Linked DNA regions of Homo sapiens: region 2 is linked to region 1. Evidence: chromatin contacts called from ENCODE Hi-C or POLR2A ChIA-PET data. All regions are on one chromosome and are shown on one strand. Each heading gives the region's core, a stretch centred on a gene start or an enhancer-like site at or near the end of the contact. The rest is flanking DNA. Distances are from core to core; before and after follow the strand shown.

Region 1 (6,457 bases), core at 36-2,535:
GGATCTCCAAACTGAAGACACAAGTGACATGACCGAAACAGGGTCCCCTCAATAAGATTTCCCAGATACTGAGGACCTCAGTCTCCTCACCACCACGATTCCTGCACACCGATGCATTCCTTTAAAAGGTCTCTGGCTCTAGCGAAGAGTTACCCTCAAAATTCTCATTTGTAGCAATAGGGTTTTTGTTTCCCTTTTTTTTTTAAGAAAAAAAATGGGGGGCCTAGAAAAAAAGCTTACAAGGTGAGAGGAAGAAAGTAGGGGGTTATAATGCGAAAAAGAGGAAGGACAGGAGTAGGGGGAAGGGAGCAAAAGCCAGAAAGAGGTAAAAGCCAAGGAACTGGGGATGAAGAGAATGAGATTTCCGACCAGAGGGCAAGGAAGCAGGGGATGATGAAAGGGGCAGAGAAGAGGCGACCGCAGCGCGGGGAGCCGGTGGAGCCTGCAGCGGTTTCCGCGGATGTGGAAGGGTCGTGGCGGCGGGCGCGGCCCGCGCGCCGGGCTCACCTCGGCGGGCGCGGACGGCGGGCGGCTGCGGAGAGCGGGGGCGGGTGTCCCCCGCCGAGGGGTCGCGGTCATGGACGCGGTGGCGGCCCAAGCGGCCCGAGGCGCTGCGCGAGCGGGCGCGCTGGCGCCCTACTCCCCTCGCGGCTGCCTGCGGACAGAGGGACGGCGGGGACTCAGAGGCCGGACCTGTCACCCGGGCGGGTCCCGGGGAGGCGGGCGGATGCCCCGCGCCCCCGCCTCCTCCCCGGGGCCTACCGCGCCCTCGTCCCTCAGGCCGCTGCCGCCTCCCCGGGCCACGCGACGACGACACCCCCTTCCCCGCCCCCAGCGCCTCCCCTGGCCCGGCTCCGCTGCCGCTCTGGGGCCTGCGACCGCGGAGCCGGAGGTTACCTCGGGCTGGCCGGGCCCCAGCCGGGGCTTTGGGAGTCAGAGGAGCCGGAAGAATGCATGGCCGGCGGCGGGGCCGGCGGAAGAAGGCGGTGGCGGGGCCCTGCCCCGCTCCGGCTGTGGCGCGGCCCGCGCCCGTTCCCCGGCGGCGCCGAGACTCGGTCCCCAAGGGCCCGGCCGCGTTCGCCCGGACTGGCGGGGAGGGGCGGCGGGAGGAAGCGGCGGGAGTCGGGACTGCGGCGGAGCCGCTCCCACAGCGCCCTCTAATGAAAGCGCCGCCGCCGCTGCCTGGCCCGCTTGCCCCGCCTGGCCCGCTCCCCCTACCCCTGCGCCAGCGAGTCGGGGCCCTCGGGGCTACCTGGACGCTCGGCCAGGACCTCAGTGAGTCCAGAACATACTGAGGGAAAGGGCCGCTCGGAAAGATCTAGGAATGAACACCCATCCTCACACCCCAGGAGTGCCTTGGTTTCAGTTGAGAGCCCCCTTTCAGCCAACACGGCCGCCTTTCATTGTTAGGGCTCTCTTCTCTGCCCAAACTAGGAACCTGTCTCCTTGACGGCTAAATGTCCACTTTTCATTCTTAATGAAACCCGGTTGCACTCATGGCTTTTCTTCTTAACCTCTGCAGTGTATTATTGTCTAGAGTTTCAAATTCATTCTTTTTACGGTCAAAAGTCTTGTTTCAGGAAAGCAGCTGGAACATTAATGGCAATTCCACTTTCCCATTCATCGCCCCCGCCCCCACCACCCCACCAAGAAACTCAGTGGGAATGAATGGTCTACACAGAGAAACTGAAATCTGGTTAGTCAAGAAGGAAAAAACAACCAAGTGCCTGGCATTAAGTAAGTACTCACCCGCCCGCCCTCCCCCGCCCGCCATAAAAAGAAAAACCGAAAAGACAAAAAACAGTGGCCATGGGAACTCCTAGACAGACCCCGTCACTTGGGATACTATAGCTGCATTCTGGTTCAAAGGCTGGACCACCTGAAGGAAAATAGAGAAATAGTCCATTGACCTACCCCCTTGAGCATTCTTAAATGATCTGCCTAAATTTTAGTTTTTAAAAATCCTGTTTATAAAACCTTATGTCCCTTAAGCACATTTGTAAATGGAGGGGATGGGGCAGGGCAGATTTCACACTCCCTAGGGAACTGCCATATTTGAATCAGAATGCCACCTATTCTGCCTATTTTGAAAATGTTCATCACAGCGTTTGCTCTGGACTCTCAACTTTCTCTAATTTCAGTTCCTCTTAGGTCCACAGGTGAAGGAAAGATATGCCCCATTCTATTCCTTGCATTCTCTCTTTATTGACAAGGTAGTAAGATCTTTAAATAAATCTCATGAGAGAGATAATATATATACTTTATTATTCAAAATATGTCATTATATTCTTCAGTAAGATAGGTGAGGTACATATTTATTTCCACAATCAAGAATAAACTCTAAGGATTCCATCTGGTCCATGCAATTCAGCTTTCCCACATGCTGCGTAAACGTTGGCTGACACCTGGAGAGAGATAACCTACAATGGGATTTACACGTGATTCCTGGATCAGGGACCATCTGCCAGAGGACCAGACACAGCAGCACTTGATGAAATGCAATTAGTACCAGGCCCAGAATTCATTTTCAGGCTCAGAAAAGAGCCAGAGGTTGGGCAGGACCTCTGGCTCTTTAGTGTACAAAAACAACACTTGAAGTGTCTACCAAAGAGACAGATTCTTCAGCATCATACCAGAACATTTTAATAATCTAGGTCCAGTGGACCTGAGAACCTGCTTTTTAAAAAGCGTCATAGGTGATTCTGATGCAAGTAGTATGCAGACCTTGCTTTAAGAAACCCTGACTTAGAGGTATTCTGAGATGATCACATTCTCTTCTAGACCCTTCATAATTTTAAATCATTTGATCATATGTGTTCTCATGTGTGTTAGTCAGCTAGAGCTGCCATAACAAAATACTGCAAACTGGGTGGCTTAAACAACAGAAACTTATTTTCTCGAAGTTCTGAAGGCCAAGATCAGAGATCAAAGTGTGGGGAGGTCTGGTTTCTTCTGAGGCCTGTCCCCTCGGCTTGCTGATCACCATCTCTCATTGCAGAATTCTGCCATTTCAGTACCTCCTTATGGAAGGAGTAGGGAATACCTAATCTCCTTGATCTTTTCAGATATCCTCATATTAACTGCTTCCAACCTCATTGGACTTTTCTTGAAACTCAACCAACAGTACAACACATTATGTTCCAGGTATAGATATGCCCTGGTTTTGTGCCAAGAGTGTAGGAGAGGGGTTATCTTCTTAACTTTCTGACCACAATATCAGTTTCAAGATAATTCAGCTGCTATAATAGATAAGAAACTGTTAGGGCTGACTTCTTAAGGGAACAATTTCAGATGATGCTTGTGTTTATTTCTTGCATTTCGAAGTTCGTTTTAGTTAGTTTTACCTTCCTCTTGCCTATACTACAATTTTTTTGCCCTGCCTCCTTTCAACCACTTAGGAAGCCTCCTGAGATTGTTCCATAGCCTATTTTATTGCACCATGGACAGAGAGATGTATGAATGCTCTGAATGACTGTAACAGGAAGATTGGAACAGCCAGTTCTCCAGGGTAGACTGTTCTGTGGAAAACAAGGATCTTCTTCAATGACTAGTTAGCTTCTAGTCCCCTATCCTGCTACCTTAGAGCCATCTTTATCAAAACACAAACATGAAGCCAACAATTTCAACACCTTCATGTACACTCCAATAGAGAAAAGAGGGAAATGAACAGACCCCACCCTATAGCCACAGACATTATTGTTTCTGTTTCAAAAGCCCACATTTGAACCACAAGAGAATGGTCCTTTGAAAAAGAAAGAGGATTTCTTACATTTCTTGGAATCGCCAGTCATTTGAAAGCAATATAACCACAATACCTTAGAAGGTTGAATTCCACCCATCTAGTCCACATACACACAACAAATTAGGTTATAACCAGGGAGAGGTTCCCTTGGGCAGAAGAGTACCCCCTGGGCCCTCTCTTTTTCCTAGTGGCAATTATAAAAACATTTTACCTACCTGTGTTGGTTTCTGCACTAAAGCTCCAGTGAACTATTTCCTGTCTAGGGAGAAACCCTACCAGCAATAACCTTCAATGACTTGGCACAGGCCCCCTACATTGCTAGGAAACAGTTGCAGGCTTGAAATCAGCAGCCCAAAAGAGTCATGCATTCTGACTGTTGTCAGCTTTAACTTCAAACAAAAAATGGAAATATATATGGATGTTCTCTTCTATATTCATGTCAATAATTATTTTATATAAAATGCTCCAGGGCTTATAACCTTAAAATTTTTCAGATAGGGTGAGCCAAATCATCCACACTTGGCTGAGTGTGGTGGCTCACACCTGTAATCCCAACACGTTGGGAGGCTGAGTCAGGCAGATCACTTGAGGTCAGGAGTTTGAGACCAGCCTGGCCAACATGACGAAAACCTGCCTCTACTAAAAATACAAAAATTAGCCGAGCGTTATGGCACCCGCCTGTAATCCCAGCTACTCGGGAGGTTGAGGCACGAGAATTGCTTGAACCTGGGAGACAGAGGTTGCAGTAAGCCTAGATCATGCCACTGTACTTTAGCCTGGGCGACAGAGCAAGACTCTGTCTCAAAGAAAAAAAAAATCCTCCAGACTTGACTGCAACTCTCAGCCATTTCAGCAATTCTTTTTATTAACATGATTGACCCTAAACAATACTATAAAGTAAACAATTGTGTCTCCTCCATGCTCCTCTCCTGTTCGGCTAGCTTCTCTTTTCCCTTCTTAAGGCTAAAATTATCCCTAGTTTCCAAAGGGCCCTGAAGACTCCACATGAGGCCTCCCCCTGCTCCCCAAACAGATAATACTCTAAGCTAGAACCTTCTTTCTCACCTGTCCAATGTTATGTTTCCTTGGCTCAATCCTTATCTCCCCTTCCTGGTGTGGTCAGCTAATCCATGACAAGGGGCTTATGGCTAAAAAATGGAAGAGAGAACTCTCTTCCTAAAGCATTAGTATTTTATACAGAAACTAAAACCCCCAAAGCCTTAATGTATTTCTGCTGGCAGATTATCAGGTATTGTAATGGATGAGTATATTTGTAAGATGTTTTGGAGAAGGATATTTTGGCAAGTTCTTCTACTCACAGAACCTATAAAATCACATAGTACACCTATGAATAAGACATAGTTCACTCACTCATAGGTGGGAATTGAACAATGAGAACACATGGACACAAGAAGGGGAACATCACACACTGGGGACTGTTGTGGGGTGGGGGGAGCGGGGAGGGATAGCATTAGGAGATATACCTAATGCTAAATGATGAGTTAATGGGTGCAGCACAGCAACATGGCATATGTATACATATGTAACAAACCTGCACGTTGTGCACATGTACCCTAAAACTTAAAGTATTAAAAAAAAAAAAAGAATCCTAACATTTAGAATAGAATTTTAAAATGCCAAAAAAAAGCAAATTCAAAAAAAAAGACATAGTTCAGATTTAAACTTGCATTTTCATAACATAAGATTCAAAATATTACGTTAAAATAATAATAATCACTGGCACTTATTGATCACTTTCAACAATCCAGGCCATGTTCTTGGTGCTTTACATACATTAATTCATTTAATCTTCACGATGACTTTTTTTTTTTTTTTGAGACAGGATCTCGCTCTGTCTCCCATACTGGAGTGCCGTGGCCTGATCTCCGGCTCACTGCAACCTCCACCTCCCAGTCTCAAGCAATCCTCCCACTTCAGCCTCCCAAGTAGCTGGGACTACAGATGCATGCCACCACGGCCAGCTAATTTTTTTGTATTTTTTGTAGAGACAGGGTTTTGCCATGTTGCCCAGGCTGGACTTGAACACCTGAACTCAGGAGATCCACCTGCCTCAGCCTCCCAAAGTTCTGGGATTACAGGCATGAGCCACCGCACCTAACCCACAATGACTTTAAAAGGACCGTATTGTTACCCACGTTGTACAAATGGGGAGATTAAGCTATTTGCCCTGATTTCTACCCTGTTCCTCTGTCCTCACCTGCATCTCCAGGAGACCACTGAATCTCACATCTCAAGCTTTCTTTCATGTTGTAACTTCAAGTCCTATCATTGACAGCAAGCCCCTAACTTCTGGAAACTTTTATCTCCTAAGTACCTAAGTTTCTGAATTTCCCCACAAATATATATATATATATATATATATATATATATTTTTTTTTTTTTTTTTTTTTTTTTTTTTTTTTGAGGCAGAGTCTTGCTCTTTCACCCAGGCTGGAGTGCAGTGGCGCAATCTTGGCTCACTGCAAGCTCTGCCTCCTGGGTTCACGCCATTCTCCTGCCTCAGCCTCCTGAGTAGCTGGGACTACAGGCGTCCGCCACTATGCCTGGCTAATTTTTTTGTATTTTTAGTAGAGACGGGGTTTCACCCTGTTAGCCAGGATGGTCTTGATCTCCTGACCTCGTGATCCACCCACCTCAGCCTCCCAAAGTGCTGGGATTACAGGCGTGAGCCACCGCACCCGGCCCCCAACAAGT
Region 2 (6,457 bases), core at 1,148-3,647, 920 kb after region 1:
TAACACATTTATTGTTTTAAGCAGCTAAACTTTGGGATAATTTGTTAGGCAGCAATAGATAACTAATACAACATGAGAGCAATATATTTTCAAAGGAATAAATTTAGGCTTATCTTAGGTAGAAATAAAATTCCTAGTGAGATTTATTTTCTTTTTTCTTTTTTTGACACAGGGTCTCACTCTGTCACCCAGGCTGGAGTGCAGTGGTGTGATCTCGGCTCACTGCAACCTCTGCCTCCTGGTTCAAGTGATTGTCATATCTCAGCCTCCTGAGTAGCTGGGACTACAGGCATGTGCCACCAGGCCTGGCTAATTTTTGCATTTTTTGGTAGAGATGGGGTTTCACCGTGTTGGTCAGGCTGGTCTCGAACTCCCAACCCCAAGTGATCCTTCCACCTTGGCCTCCCAAAGTGCTGGGATTACAGGTATGAGCCACTGTGACCAGCCTTACTTTCAAATAATATATGATTGTAGATAAATACTATAATTCCTTCACTTTAATGTGATTTATGTCATCTTCTTGCAGTTTCAAATATATTTAATGATATGATAATATCTGTTAACTTTTTACTTATCACTGATTGAATAAATATTATGTAATCTAGTAACACTATGAATTGTTGTTAGGGATATGGAACAACTGTAACTATCATACCTGCTGTTAGAAGTATAAATTGAAATAACCACTTCAGAAAACTTTTTAGTAATAGCTATAAAAGCCAAACATATGCCTACATGTGACCCAAAAATTCTATTTCTAGATATATATCTACGAGAGATGAGTATAAATGTGGTATAAGAATGTTCATAGTAGCTTTATTCATATAGCCAAAATCTGGAAACAAATCAAGTAACAACAGAAGAGATAAATTGTCTGTAGACACACAATGGAATACTACACAACAATAACAAAGAACTTCTGCTACATTCAAAACGTGGATGAATCTCATAGGAATAACACCAATTTAAAGAAGGTAACACAAGAATGCATACTATATGATTCCATTTACATGAAGTTCAAGAAAAGACAAAAATCTATGATGATGTAAGTCAGAATAGTGGTTATACCTGATAGAAATGGTATAATGACTAAAAAGGGGTATGGGAAACATTTTGGGGTACTGGAAATGTTATACAGGGTATCCATAAGGCTGGGGAACAGGATAAATATGTGCTAGTTACATTTTCAAATAATATGTTCAATATCTTTTTCTTCAACCTCAATATATTTTTCCAAGTAAAACACTTCTAAATTTAAAGCAGTGGCCCCAATTGTGAATATTTTTAAAAATACAATAAACGCACTGTTTTCTTTATGCTTCCAGGTTTTTTGGACACTCTGAATTGTATTTATTGTATACATGAAAACATAATAGGCACAGTATTAAAAAAATATAATCAATATACTGTTTAAAAATAAGTTTATCCTATATTTTCCAACTATGCAGATATTCTATTTCTAGATCATGGTGGCAGTTACATGTGTGTAGGTGTATGCATGTAAATAAATTCATAAAGCTGTGCATTATATGTTATACTGCAATATATGTGCACACACACATACAATAATGAACAAAATATTTATTAACATTTAATATGAAAAGTTATCTTTTATGAATAGGGTAAGGTAAAATCATATTCTTCTTCATTGTTATTATATTGTTTACATTACAAACTTTACAAAATAATCCATCACTTAAGGGATTTTGCGTTTTATTGTGTTTTTTTTTTTTTTTTTTTTTTTGAGACAGGGTCTCGATCTGTCACCCAGGCTGGAGTACAGTGATGTGATCACTGCTCAGTGCAGCCTCAAACTCCTGGGCTCAAGCATCTCACTCTGTCACCCAGGCCGGAGTGCAGTGGCACGATCATAGCTCACTGCAGCCTCAAACTCCTGGACTCAAGCAGTCTTCCTGCCTTAGCCTCCCAAAGTGATGGGATTACAGGTGTGAGCCACTATGCCCAGCCTACACTTTATTTTTTAATTAACAGCACTGATAACCATATTCACTGATTTGTGAAGCCTCTCACTAGGATTCTTAGAGACTAAGCGCCATCAATGACCAATATAAAGAATTCTTAAAATATCTCATGCTACCTTAAAAAGAAATTTGTCTCTAAACTCACATTGCTGAACAACAGCTGTTTTCTATCGGTTGCACAAGCAATGACAATGTAAAAAGTGCTAAGAGTAGTTTGGGTTTGTGTGTAAAATGGAATTAGGTCCTAGGCTGAATAATTATAAACATATTTTAACAAATGAATGTCTAGTGAGATATCCTAAAGTTGTGCTGGACATATGAGACATCTAGTATGCCTGGCCCCTGACTACAAAGTGCCAGCTACACTTTCCCATTAATATGGCAACCAAAAACTTTCTTTCACTTTTTCAAAGGGTCCACTAGAGGGCAGTACTAACCCCAGTGAGAACCCTGGCATTCTCATTTAGCTTCCAGAACTCCCTTGGGAACAGGAAACACATTCTTTTAATCTCAGAATCCCTAATGTTGAACAGAGTGCCTAACGTGTACAGTAGGTGTTCAGTAGTCATGATGGACCAAGGCTATGATAGAGGGTGCCATGGAGGCACAAAGGAGGGTGAGATCAATCTAACAAGGGAACCGAAGGGAGAGGGAAATCTTCACAGGTGATGTAAGAAAGTTGCCTTAATAGAGGATTTGGGGCTAGGTGAGCTGGGAGGAGGTGGGTGGTAGAGGATGTGATACATCAAAGACAAGAGAATAAATCAAGAAAGAGTAGAAAACAGGAACCAGGAAACACGATTTAAAACATGAGAGAAGGAAGGGAAATTCCCAGGACGATGATGAAAGGAACAGGCAGGATGAAAATTTTGCACCAGGCCTAGACAGCAGCCAGTCCAGACTGGAATAGGAGGACAGAAGGTTCCCAGAGAAGTATCTCCGAGGAAAAGATAAAGTTTAAAAATGGATCTGAGAGATAACCTTAAGTGTTTGCCATATTGAGATGAATTTTACAGTTCTGTTAGACACAACAGAAAACAAAGCAAACAGAAAAATAGGCCAGGTATGGTGAGCCACACCTGTAATCCCAGCACTTTGGGAGGCAGAGGCAGGTAAATCACCTGAGGTCAGGAGTTCGAGACTAGCCTGGCTAACATGGTGAAACCCTGTCTCTACTAAAAATACAAAAAATTAGCCGGGCATGGTGGCGGGCGCCTGTAATCCCAGCTACTAGGGAGGCTGAGGTGGGAGGATGGCTTGAACCTGAGAGGCAGAGGTTGCAGTGAGCCGAGATAGCGCCACTGCACTCCAGCCAGAGTCACAGAGCAAGACTGCCTCAAACGAAAAAAAATAATAATAAAGCAATTATTGTTCCAAAAGGGGTAGAAAGCTATTCAAGAAAGAATATACTCGTAGTAATAATTATCTGACTCAGGAACAAAATAATAATTACCTGACTCAGATTGAAGAACACTTACATAGTCATAAAAATACAAATATGAAATACTATTGATTTTTTTTACAAGAATGAAAGATTAAAAGTGAAGCTACTGAGTATAGATTATTCATTTGAGAAACTTAGTTATAAAAGGAAGAAGGGTACAAGGAAGAAAAACACAATGGCATGAAAACTTTCCCTACCTGTTCCATGGACAGCCCATTCCTATAGTAGTATGGGCTGACATACATTCTCAATCAATCTTATGCAATTTTAGCAACCCTGGGAGGCAAGTGGGTTTCATCAGCCTCCTTTTGTAGGTAAAGAAACAGAAGCTGAGAAATGTATCTAGACTTGAATAAGAACTCACATCTCCCTCCTAGAATCCAAAGCACACACTCTTCTACATTCTATAACTTTCCAAAATACTGCTTTGTCAGGAATTATACTGTCCTCATAAGAATATAAGTTAACTAATGGTAAAAAGTTAGCTTCAACATAATGAAAATCTCTTGAAATAATTGTGCCTGGTAAAGAACTAAAACATTAAAACTCTAGAACAATTATAGAATTAAATGTTTAAACTATTAACTTTATGGTACCTTTTTTTCTTTTTAAATGAATTAAGTCCTTTACATTTAAAACTAAGTAGCACCAATAATTAATAAAACCATTTTTTTTAAAGACAAAAGAAGGAAAACACAACTAAAAATGGTCACTAAATATATGAATATATTATCTGTAAATGCATGAAAAAGGCATTTTTCCAACAATATCTGCTTAGGAAATTTCAAAATATATATACTTTTCACTCCCTCACTCAAGATTATTCTAAATGAATTTTTTCACATTTTGCAACTAGTAAGATCATACAATACTCCTGATATACAAGTATGTGACTTAAGACTGTCTCACATGCAGATGGCTGGTCCATGCCACACAGGAGATGGGATGGGCTTTCTCGAGGACCATTCTCAATGTCTTCTCTCTAGAACCTCGTGACACCACTACTTACCCTTCTCACCACCAACAATGGTGTTAAAGGAGCCAAACTATTCCATATAAAATCCTACTTAAATGTCATATAGTGGAACTAATATGCATCTGAAATATGATTTTCCTAATTTTTTCATCATAAATGTATAGTATTTCAGCTACATTATAGATTAAGGTTTAATAAGCCTGTAAAGGGTTGCCTAGAAACATATTTATTTATTTATTTATACATTTTTTTCCCAGTGGGAAGTGTATTTCAAATTCCAAAACTCAGACTTACATGAATTTTTAAAGTGTAACTATTTGTGAGTGGCTACCTGTAAATATTGTGACAGTGGCTTAAGCAAGACAGCATTATTAGGAAAGAAGCGGAACTGCCTCTGAGTCCTCTGCCTGTAGGGTCAGCAAAAGAACTGGAAGTATCATTAAGTTTACCATACAGAAACTTAAAATAGCTCCTTGCCATCGCTACATGTTTAGCGAAGGACAGGGAAAAAAGGGATCTTCAGTTAATTTCAAAGAACTTTTAAAAAAAGGCAATATGGAAGCAATTATTCATTACAACAGGATTATAAAAGGTTGTAAATGTCAAATGAGACCACATCTTATTGGTGGACAGCTCATCAGTAGATTGCTATAAGGATATTTTTAAAAAGAGTTTGCTCTTAAAAATGTGGAAGTTAGGCATCCTTGAGAACACTGCCTTCCCTAGTCACTTGCTTTCTAAAACACAGGGAAATGAAAAAGTGGAAATGAAAGATTGAGTAATCAACCTAGTTTTGCTTTCAGGTCACTGTACTGACTAAACTAGGAAACATGAACTTCCAAAAGCCTGCCCAAATTCAGAAATTCAGCAAAAAAAAAAAAAAGCACTAAGTGAGTACTTCCTTTCTATTTCCAATGTATTTTATGAATATAAACAAGCAATCACGCACAGCATCAGATGTGTGGCTTCTACTGGTTTCTAAAGAGGTAATTAAGCCATTAGAACCAAGAATTAGAAAGCAGCATCCCTGGTGAAAATGAAACCAAAAACACAGCAGTGATTTGTGATTTTCTGAAAGATAACCCTTTGCTACAATTTATAGAGATGTGTTGAACCCATTTGCTCAGTAGATGAAATCCTCTGCAGCACACCTTCCCACCTACACCTCACCACCTCCTTCAGTACCATGTTGCACCTCTCTTAAGGCACACTTTCAAACTCCTGACCCTCGCTCGTTATTATCTGGCCTCAGCCAAGTTTTTGACATTGTCTTGCAATGCTTCTTCCCTCTATTACTCACTTCACTACAGCCTCTCTGGTCTTTTGTTCCATGAATACTCAAGCTCATTCTTGATTTAAGAACTTTATTCTAGCTCTTCCCTCTGCTTGACAGCTCTTTTTCTTGATCATCACCAGATAAATTCCTTCCTGTTACTACCTCAGAAAAGTGTTTCCCCATCACCTAAACACACCACCCTAAAGCACTGATGTCACTTATTTATTTTTATATTTATTACTTTTCTTCTCCCACTAAAATATAAACTCTATAGAGTAAGAACTTTGTGCTGCTCACTAATATTACATCTGCCACATTGAGAACAGTTCTGTCATACTGTAGCCATTCAATATATACAACTGAATGGACCAATGAGTAACAGTCACTCATGATGTATTTATTGGGCATGCTGCTATATGCTGGCTATATATAATGTAAATATAATATTAAAAAACTCATGGAGCTTTCAGTTTTGTGAGAGAGCATAAACAAGAAAATAAACACAAATACTTATAAGCTGTAACAAGTACTATTAAGGAAATAAACAGGTGTCATGATAAACAACTGGGGAGAGTATTTTAATGAGGGTGGTTAGGTAAGATCTCTCTGAGGAGGTAACATTTAAATGAGAAAAGAGAACTGGGAAGATGTCAAACTTGGGCAAGGGGGCATGCATGTGTGACAGTGAGGCACTTTCAAAGAACTGAAAGACTGGCAGCAAACAGGAAAGTGCCTGAAATAAATCTGGAGAGGTAGGTAGGGGCCAGATCACCTAAGGG

What was found. A loop is a pair of places that touch in the nucleus more often than their neighbours do. ChIA-PET counts read pairs that join two places held with the same protein, here RNA polymerase II (POLR2A). Pooled maps may share reads with other maps.
Region 2: a loop to region 1 is called in a pooled map, with 2.7 times the contacts of the local background. The contact joins the enhancer-like site here to the promoter of LPGAT1-AS1 in region 1. A Hi-C loop is called at or near these places in 1 of 168 maps with a recorded cell type or tissue (Right ventricle myocardium inferior) and 4 of 50 pooled maps. POLR2A ChIA-PET finds 5 or more read pairs at or near these places in 2 of 52 experiments (activated B cell and activated CD8-positive, alpha-beta memory T cell).

What each region holds. Positions count from the first base shown.
Region 1 is chr1:211,829,676-211,836,132 of GRCh38, forward strand. LPGAT1-AS1 (LPGAT1 antisense RNA 1) reads left to right here and starts at 1,286. Exons shown (of 6, transcript NR_135820.1): 1 at 1,286-1,365; 2 at 1,581-1,737. LPGAT1 (lysophosphatidylglycerol acyltransferase 1) reads right to left here and starts at 1,088. Exons shown (of 8, transcript NM_014873.3): 1 at 898-1,088. RefSeq lists a silencer at 513-1,272.
Region 2 is chr1:212,747,619-212,754,075 of GRCh38, forward strand. The region is part of intron 4 of NSL1 (NSL1 component of MIS12 kinetochore complex); the gene reads right to left. Among named protein-coding and RNA genes, the nearest start is that of NSL1, 41 kb to the right of the region's middle. Within about 2 kb of position 2,398, at least 6 of the 41 ENCODE cell types and tissues checked have a DNase peak (open chromatin) inside an H3K27ac peak, as active enhancers do.